Regions from separate parts of the Homo sapiens genome. Here region 1 is linked to region 2. The links are chromatin contacts, found by Hi-C or POLR2A ChIA-PET in ENCODE. All regions are on one chromosome and are shown on one strand. The core of a region is the stretch at or near the end of the contact, and the rest is flanking DNA. Distances in the headings are between cores, read along the strand shown. Region 1 holds the start of COPS8-DT (COPS8 divergent transcript). Region 2 overlaps LOC105373953 (a long non-coding RNA gene).

Evidence for each region. A loop is a pair of places that touch in the nucleus more often than their neighbours do. ChIA-PET counts read pairs that join two places held with the same protein, here RNA polymerase II (POLR2A).
Region 1: a map of DLD1 shows a loop between it and region 2 (4-fold over the local background). The contact joins the promoter of COPS8-DT here to the enhancer-like site in region 2. A Hi-C loop is called at or near these places in 1 of 168 maps with a recorded cell type or tissue (DLD1). POLR2A ChIA-PET finds 5 or more read pairs at or near these places in 1 of 52 experiments (AG04450).

What each region holds. Positions count from the first base shown.
Region 1 is chr2:237,083,434-237,087,070 of GRCh38, reverse strand. COPS8-DT (COPS8 divergent transcript) reads left to right here and starts at 1,250. Exons shown (of 3, transcript NR_187934.1): 1 at 1,250-2,915. COPS8 (COP9 signalosome subunit 8) reads right to left here and starts at 1,182. Exons shown (of 8, transcript NM_006710.5): 1 at 1,029-1,182. The coding sequence starts at 1,106. RefSeq lists enhancers at 347-1,241, 1,052-1,601, 1,242-2,136.
Region 2 is chr2:237,234,398-237,237,507 of GRCh38, reverse strand. It overlaps LOC105373953 (a long non-coding RNA gene), which reads right to left. Exons shown (of 6, transcript XR_924035.3): 4 at 2,229-2,400. Among named protein-coding and RNA genes, the nearest start is that of COPS8, 150 kb to the right of the region's middle. Within about 2 kb of position 1,592, at least 12 of the 41 ENCODE cell types and tissues checked have a DNase peak (open chromatin) inside an H3K27ac peak, as active enhancers do.

The DNA.
Region 1 (3,637 bases), core at 1-2,500, 150 kb after region 2:
TTACCCTTTAACTTTCATTTTTAAAATAATATTTTATAAATGCTAATTTTAAAAGTAAGCCTTTTTAGTCTAAGACTATAAGTAATCTTATAGTCCTATTATAGATTTAGAAACAGCTTAGAGAAGTATCAAACACGAAAATTCTGAGTATTAAGTTTATATTCGTCATCAGCTTTGATTTATCTCCCTTTGGGCTTCAGTTTCTTTATACATTCAAGAATATGTAAGTGGATCCCCTTCCCCAGTTCTCAAATTCCCATTTAAATGATCTTACTATTATAAGAAACAAATTCGACAGATTCCTGAAGCATTCTGATTCTGCCCATTACATCAAGCGTCCTGAATAAGAGACAGAAAATCACCACAGCTGCGTTGCAAAGACAATTCTTTCCATTTTAACTCAACTGGAAAGTATCTATTATCTATTAGTGAGCTGCTGCTTCTGGATGTTGTCTCCTTTATTTAATTTTAAAACTAATGATATAAACCCTTTTTAAGTGTCTAAGAAAAACATTAACTTTAACAGCTGCATAACTTTCATCTGTCTTACTGAAGACAAAATGGCAAGCTAACTTGACAACATTACGAGAAAGGCTTTGTGAGTTAAAAAAAGGTTACAATGGTCACATTTTTCTTGGTGTGCGTGTGAGTTGCGGTGTGTGTGTTAGTGTGTGTGTGTATACCAAGATCTTTAATAAAACCCACTTTACTACCCTCTCCCAACCCGATACTGGGAAGGAAAGATGCCTAATTAATATGAGCTCATCGGTAGGTGCTGGAGCAAAGACGCACAGGGTTTTCGGGCTCACAAGCTGAAGACACATAACAAAAAGGTCCCGGCGAGTTCGGGGAGACCGGGCCCGGTCGGAGCAGGTTGCGGCGGTCAGGGATCCACACGTCCACCTCCCACGCCCGCCCCGTGAGCTCCCAAAGCCCGCTAGCCTCAGACCCCGTTACCCTGGAAACTGGTGCCGCCCCAGGGCCTAAGACTACTCCGCAGTTTCTCCCAGCGCGACGCAAAGGGTTACCTCGAGCTCCTGGTTCTCGCACTGATCCAGCAACTTTTTGAAACTAAAGGCGCTTTCCGCCATCACCGCCACTGGCATCTTCGCGGCCGGCCTCGCCGCTGCACCGTCCGGACAGCCAAACCCCAGACTGTCCCTCAGGCGTCGCGCCCGCGATGACGTTTAAAGCCGCCGTTGCCGCCGAGCGCCCCTGCGTACCAGACCGTCAGTTCCGGGGCGCCGTCAGACATCGCTGCGGCCGGGATAGGGCGCCGCCGTTCTGGCCGGCTTTCTCGGTGCCCTGGAGGACCTGGCCGGCTCCGCGGGAAGCTGTACTCAGAGCGCGCGGCCGCCCTCTGGCAGGGAGGAGTTCGTTGCACTTTTGAGGGTTCTTCACGAAGACATCCAATACATAGAAAACAAGTAACAGCAACAGTAACGAATTTTTAAATATTAAAATTGCTGGGGAACACGACGGATCCTGCAGCTGCTCGGCTGTCCCGGTCGTCAGTGACGCTAGGGCTCCGCACCGTACCCTGCATACCGTAGGTGCTCACGAAACGTTCGTGAGTTCCCTGCTCTGAGGAAACAAGCTTAAAAACTCAGAATCTAAGGTGTGAGTCTCCGCAAACCTGCTTGTTGGGCAGCGTCCCCCGCCCGGGCTAGCCCTGCACGCCCCACCCCGGAGCCACGCTTCTCCAGCCGGGACCCCTGCCTCCTTCCAGGCTATTCTCGGAACCGCAGCCAGAGGGAATTTTTTTTTCCTTTCCTGAAACGTAGAGCAGATCTGGTTACTCTTCTGCACAACGCCCTAAAATCTAGGGCCCTTCCCATCCCTCAGAATTTACATCTAATTCTCAGCTCCCCTCCGGCTTGCTGTAGCCATCCTGGCTTTTGTTTAGCACAGCACTTACTGTTAGTGACATTATATTGTATATTATTAACATATTTGTGTTTTACATCCCTCACTAGACCCCCAGGAAAGAGGCTTTGATGTGTTGCCTGCTGCAAGGCTGGCTGCATAATTTGTGGAGCTCAGAGAAAAGTGCGGAGCTTCCTTGTTCAAAAAACAGAAAGAAAGTGCCTCTGAGGTCATAAAATATAAAACTTTCTCTTTCCTCTCAGTTTCTCTCTTTTCATAGTGTTTTTATGTGTTATTTAATATCATTCCAAGAAAAATTTAGATTTAAATTGTTAGCATGAAGTTCACCATCCATCTTTACGTTGTGCAATGCCAGTTTTAAATACTAATATAAGTGCACTGATCTCATATGTGGAATCACAGAAATTATGCAATTTGTACTTCATAGCTTATACATGCATATAGATTTTGTTTTTACCAGAACCACGCTGGTAAAAACAGATGCTGCACAAAGTGAACTTGCCCGTTTTCATCGCACTTTACGTGCACGAATTCTACCTCTACTCTCGACCTGGGACTCACCGATGCGTAAGGAAGGACTGAAAAGCAAAAGAACTATGGACTGGCCTTTTGGCATGATCAGGTGTCTAATATAAAGAAGTGCATGAATAAGAAAATATATGATATGAGTGATGGTTAATACTGACTGTCAACTTGATTGGATTGAAGGATGCAAAGTATTGATCCTGGGTGTGTCTGTGAGGGTGTTGCCAAAGGAGATTAACATTTGAGTCAGTGGGCTGGGAAAGTTCGACCCACTGTTAATCTAGATGGACACCATCTAATCAGATGCCAGTGCAGCTAGAAATGTAAAGCAGACAGAAAAATGCGAAAAGAGAGACTGGCCTAGCCTGCCAGCCTACATCTTTCTCCCACGCTGGATGCTTCCTGCCCTCGAACATCAGACTCCAAGTTCTTCAGTTTGGGACTTGGACTGGCTCTCCTTGTTCCTCAGCTTGAAGACTGCCCATTGTGGGACTTGTGATCATGTGAGTTAATACTTAATAAACTCCTCTCTCTCTCTCTATATATATATATATAAATATATATATCCTATTAGTTCTGTCCCTCTAGAGAACCATGACTCATACAATATGGTTTCTTCATGCTTCTTAAGACACCATTGCCTTCTTTCTGCCTTCGAAACAAGTTTACTCTCTTAAGGGGAAAAGTGCGGCCTTTTGGGGTGTCAGCACCCAGCTCCCTCAGTTGTAGATACAGCACGAGTACCTTGTGCTCACTTTGAGTCTTGCTGGCCTCGCAACATCAGGGGTCCACAGGGAATTCAGTGTGCATGGTGCATTATGAATGCTGTATGGAACATCAGTGGCCACACGTAGAGGCCCGTTTCCCTGGCTCATGCTCCATTGTCTTAATGGACCTCACTTACAAACCACAAGTTTACAGATAAAATTATTAAGCATTTCAAGACAGAGACAGCCATCCTTGATTTTTTTTTTTTTTTTGGCGTAATCCACAACATCTCTGTGTGGAAATGATTGTTTAGTAATTCCCTGAATGAAATGTAAAGAAAAAAAAAAACACTTGTGTGTTCCTCAAGGAACTGCCAACATTAAATAGAAGGGCACATAAGTAGTTAGCAGAACTAGAGAGATCTTGGAGTAATAAAGCAACAGAGTTTCATCCACGGCTGCAAGGAAGAGAAGGACTGAGGGCAGTATGATTCTAAGATCACTTGACAGAACTATGA
Region 2 (3,110 bases), core at 343-2,842:
TGTGGGGAGTCTAAGAACGAGGTTACTGGCTTGCAGGAAGGGGGTCCTGCCACATTACTTCTCTGCCAGCCTTGAAACCAAAAATGCTGCTCATCTGGGTTGCTCAAAGACCTATAACTTAGCATCTCCATGGAAAGCCATAAGAGTGGAGTTAGGTTTGTTCTTTTCCCTGCCAGGGCTATAGTGGTGGCAACTGGGGAAAATTGTTTCCTGATATTTGGAGGAATAGATGCTGGTGTCGGGGCAGTGGAAGACCTGCCTAGGCTTCCAAAGGACTCAGCACCATGGTGGGCCACACCCTGCAAGGTTCACAGCTTGATCCTCATGCAATAAGAGTTCAGCTTCGGAACTCTGGTTGATATTTTTAGACAATGCAAAAAGCTTGTTTCTCTTCAAACTTTGAAATACTAATTTCAGCATTCATCAGTGGATCTTGCCTGCAACACATCCTATCATGTTGTTCTAATGGTGATTATATATTTCCTTCAATCCTTATACATTTACCAGCTGGAATTCTTTAAGAGTGGTCCCCAATTAATTAACTAATTTATTTATTAAATTATTTATATCAGCATAGACCCATGGATATAATTATTGCTATTACTCTTAATATTTGCTCAAATATTCGTCCATTGGGGGTTCTTTCAGGTTGGCGTCTGTGCCCAATGGACCTGTCCCTGTCCCTTTTTGATCCGTTTCTTATATCTGTCATCTTATCAGCTCTAGGCTCATCAACCAGTCCTGAAATCAACCACTTTCCCGGGATTATTTTGTTGGAGAACAGTATTTAGAACTCAAGATCTGGGTGCTAGATATGCTCATTGGCCCTGTGGTGCCACTGCTTTTAGTCTCTTCCCATTCAGTTCAAAGTTAGGGAATGTATGTTTGTGCACACATTCATGCATAAACACACATCTATATTTATTTTGCCTATCTATCTTCATCAGCACCATTGTCCCTCTATACTTATCTATCCATTAAAAATCCATGAGTTCATACTGATGCCTCCAATTCCAATAGAATAGCCGAAAGATGATTCTAGCTGTCACCTCTTTGTATTCGTAACTAATTTCTCTGACAGTAAGACATGTGGCTCCCTTTTTCTGTACTTTATTTACATATTTGTTCCCTACTCATAGTATGGTTTCAGAGTAGTGACTCATTCTCTTGTGAAAAACAAATGTACTAACTAGAGTACTCTATTTGTGTGTAGATTTTGTTCTTAGTCTTAATAAATTTTTTTGGCATTATCTAGGTTAGTTCTTTTCTTCCTCATCCCTTCCAGTGTGGTTATACTATTTATTTATAATAAAGTTAGGTACATTTACTTTTTCTCTGTGTATATTCCATTTTTGGGTCCCTGAACATTGTAGCTGATTTTAGAAAAATGTATATACATTAAAATTCACTTTGTGGTGTCCATTTTTATAGGTTTTGACAAACGCATGGAGTCATGTATTCACCACGCTAGCCCTTTATCCCAGGGCTATATTAACTCTCCTGCTTTCTGTGACAAAAAAGTAAGCAGGGGCTTTGATCATCTTGGCAACCCATAGTATGATACACTAGTCCCTTATATGAGTCATAATGTTAATTCCAGTTGGTGGGCAGAAAATGACAAGTACTCTGGATGCCTTCGTAAGACACATTTGTACCAGATAGTGGAAGATAAAACCTACAAAGAGTCAGGAGTCTCTCACATTGATGACATTTTAAGGGGGTCACTAGTCTAGGACATGCTGTGATCTCTTCCCAATAAAAAATTATTGTATCTCACACCCCCTACCACCATCAAAGAGGCAAAAAGCTATGTTGTTCTCTTTGGAATTGAAAGCCATTTACACTGTGCTGAACACTGCCTTGACCTATGTACTGAGGGATCTGCAAGGCTGCCAGTTTGGAGTAAAGCCCAGAACTAGAGTCGGCTCTGCAGCATGTTCACAGGTCAGGCTGCCCTACACTTCAGGCTATCTGACGCTGCAGATCCAAAGCTTGTGGTGGAAAAGAATGTGGAGTTGTGGTTGTTACAAGCCCAATAGGTGAGTTGCAGTGTCGACCACTGGAGTCCTGGAACAAAGCTGTGCCTTCTGTGGCTCACAGGTATTCCCCATTTGAAGAGAAGTTCCTGGCATGCTACTGGGCCTTAGTAGGGCCAGAGCATCTGGTCTTGGGGTATTAAGTGACTGTGGACAAACCATCCATTATGAAGTGGGAAGTGTCAGACTCACCAAGTCATCAGATTCAGTGAATGCTGTAGCAATCCATTGGATGATGGTAGGGGTACGTATGGGAGCAGGTCCAGAAGGCACCAAAATGCAAGAAGAAGTGGTCCAGATGCTTCTCAGTTCACTTTCATCCACCTCCCTGTGCCGGGACCTAATTTCATCAGGTCCTAATCACCTGATGCATAAAAAAAATAACTCAGACTTGCTTCTAAGATGGGTTGACTAGAAATGCTGGGGGAGCCAAGAATGGACTGTTTTCACACAGTGGCCATAATCAGGGTGCCCCTAAAGAATAACGGTTGAAGGGAATCATCCCAGTGGGTGAACTGCAGTAGACTTGGTCTGTCACTTGTCCTCTGACAACTGCCATTCTAGAGTTTACTGAATGCCTGTTTACTGACATGCAATTCTACAAACCATGGCTTTGGACCAGAAGACCTATTTTACGAATCTGCTGGTCTTACCATATATCACATCGCCAGGGAACATCTGGCATACCAGAATTATGCACCTATTAAAGGACCAAGTCTTCTACTTATTTAGGGGTGTTGTACCCCGGAATGCAACATATGGAGTAAGCTCACAGCTGATGCACGGGTTCCCCATTTGCTACAATATTTAGGCTTGTGCAACAAGGAGTTGAAGTAGAATTGCCTCTGGTCCTGTAGCTTCCATTAATCCACTGTGGAATTTGTGCTTCTCATTCTTATAACATCAGACCCTGCTGAAGCACAGGCCCCAATTTCCTGGGATAGAACTTCCTCCAGGGACATGGTGTTCACTGATTCAGAGCCTACGAGTACAGCTTGTTCATTTCGGTCTTGCTATGCCTGCAGATTCACAGTCAAGTAAGGAGGGGTAACTGAGTCTGTCATCAGGATCTAG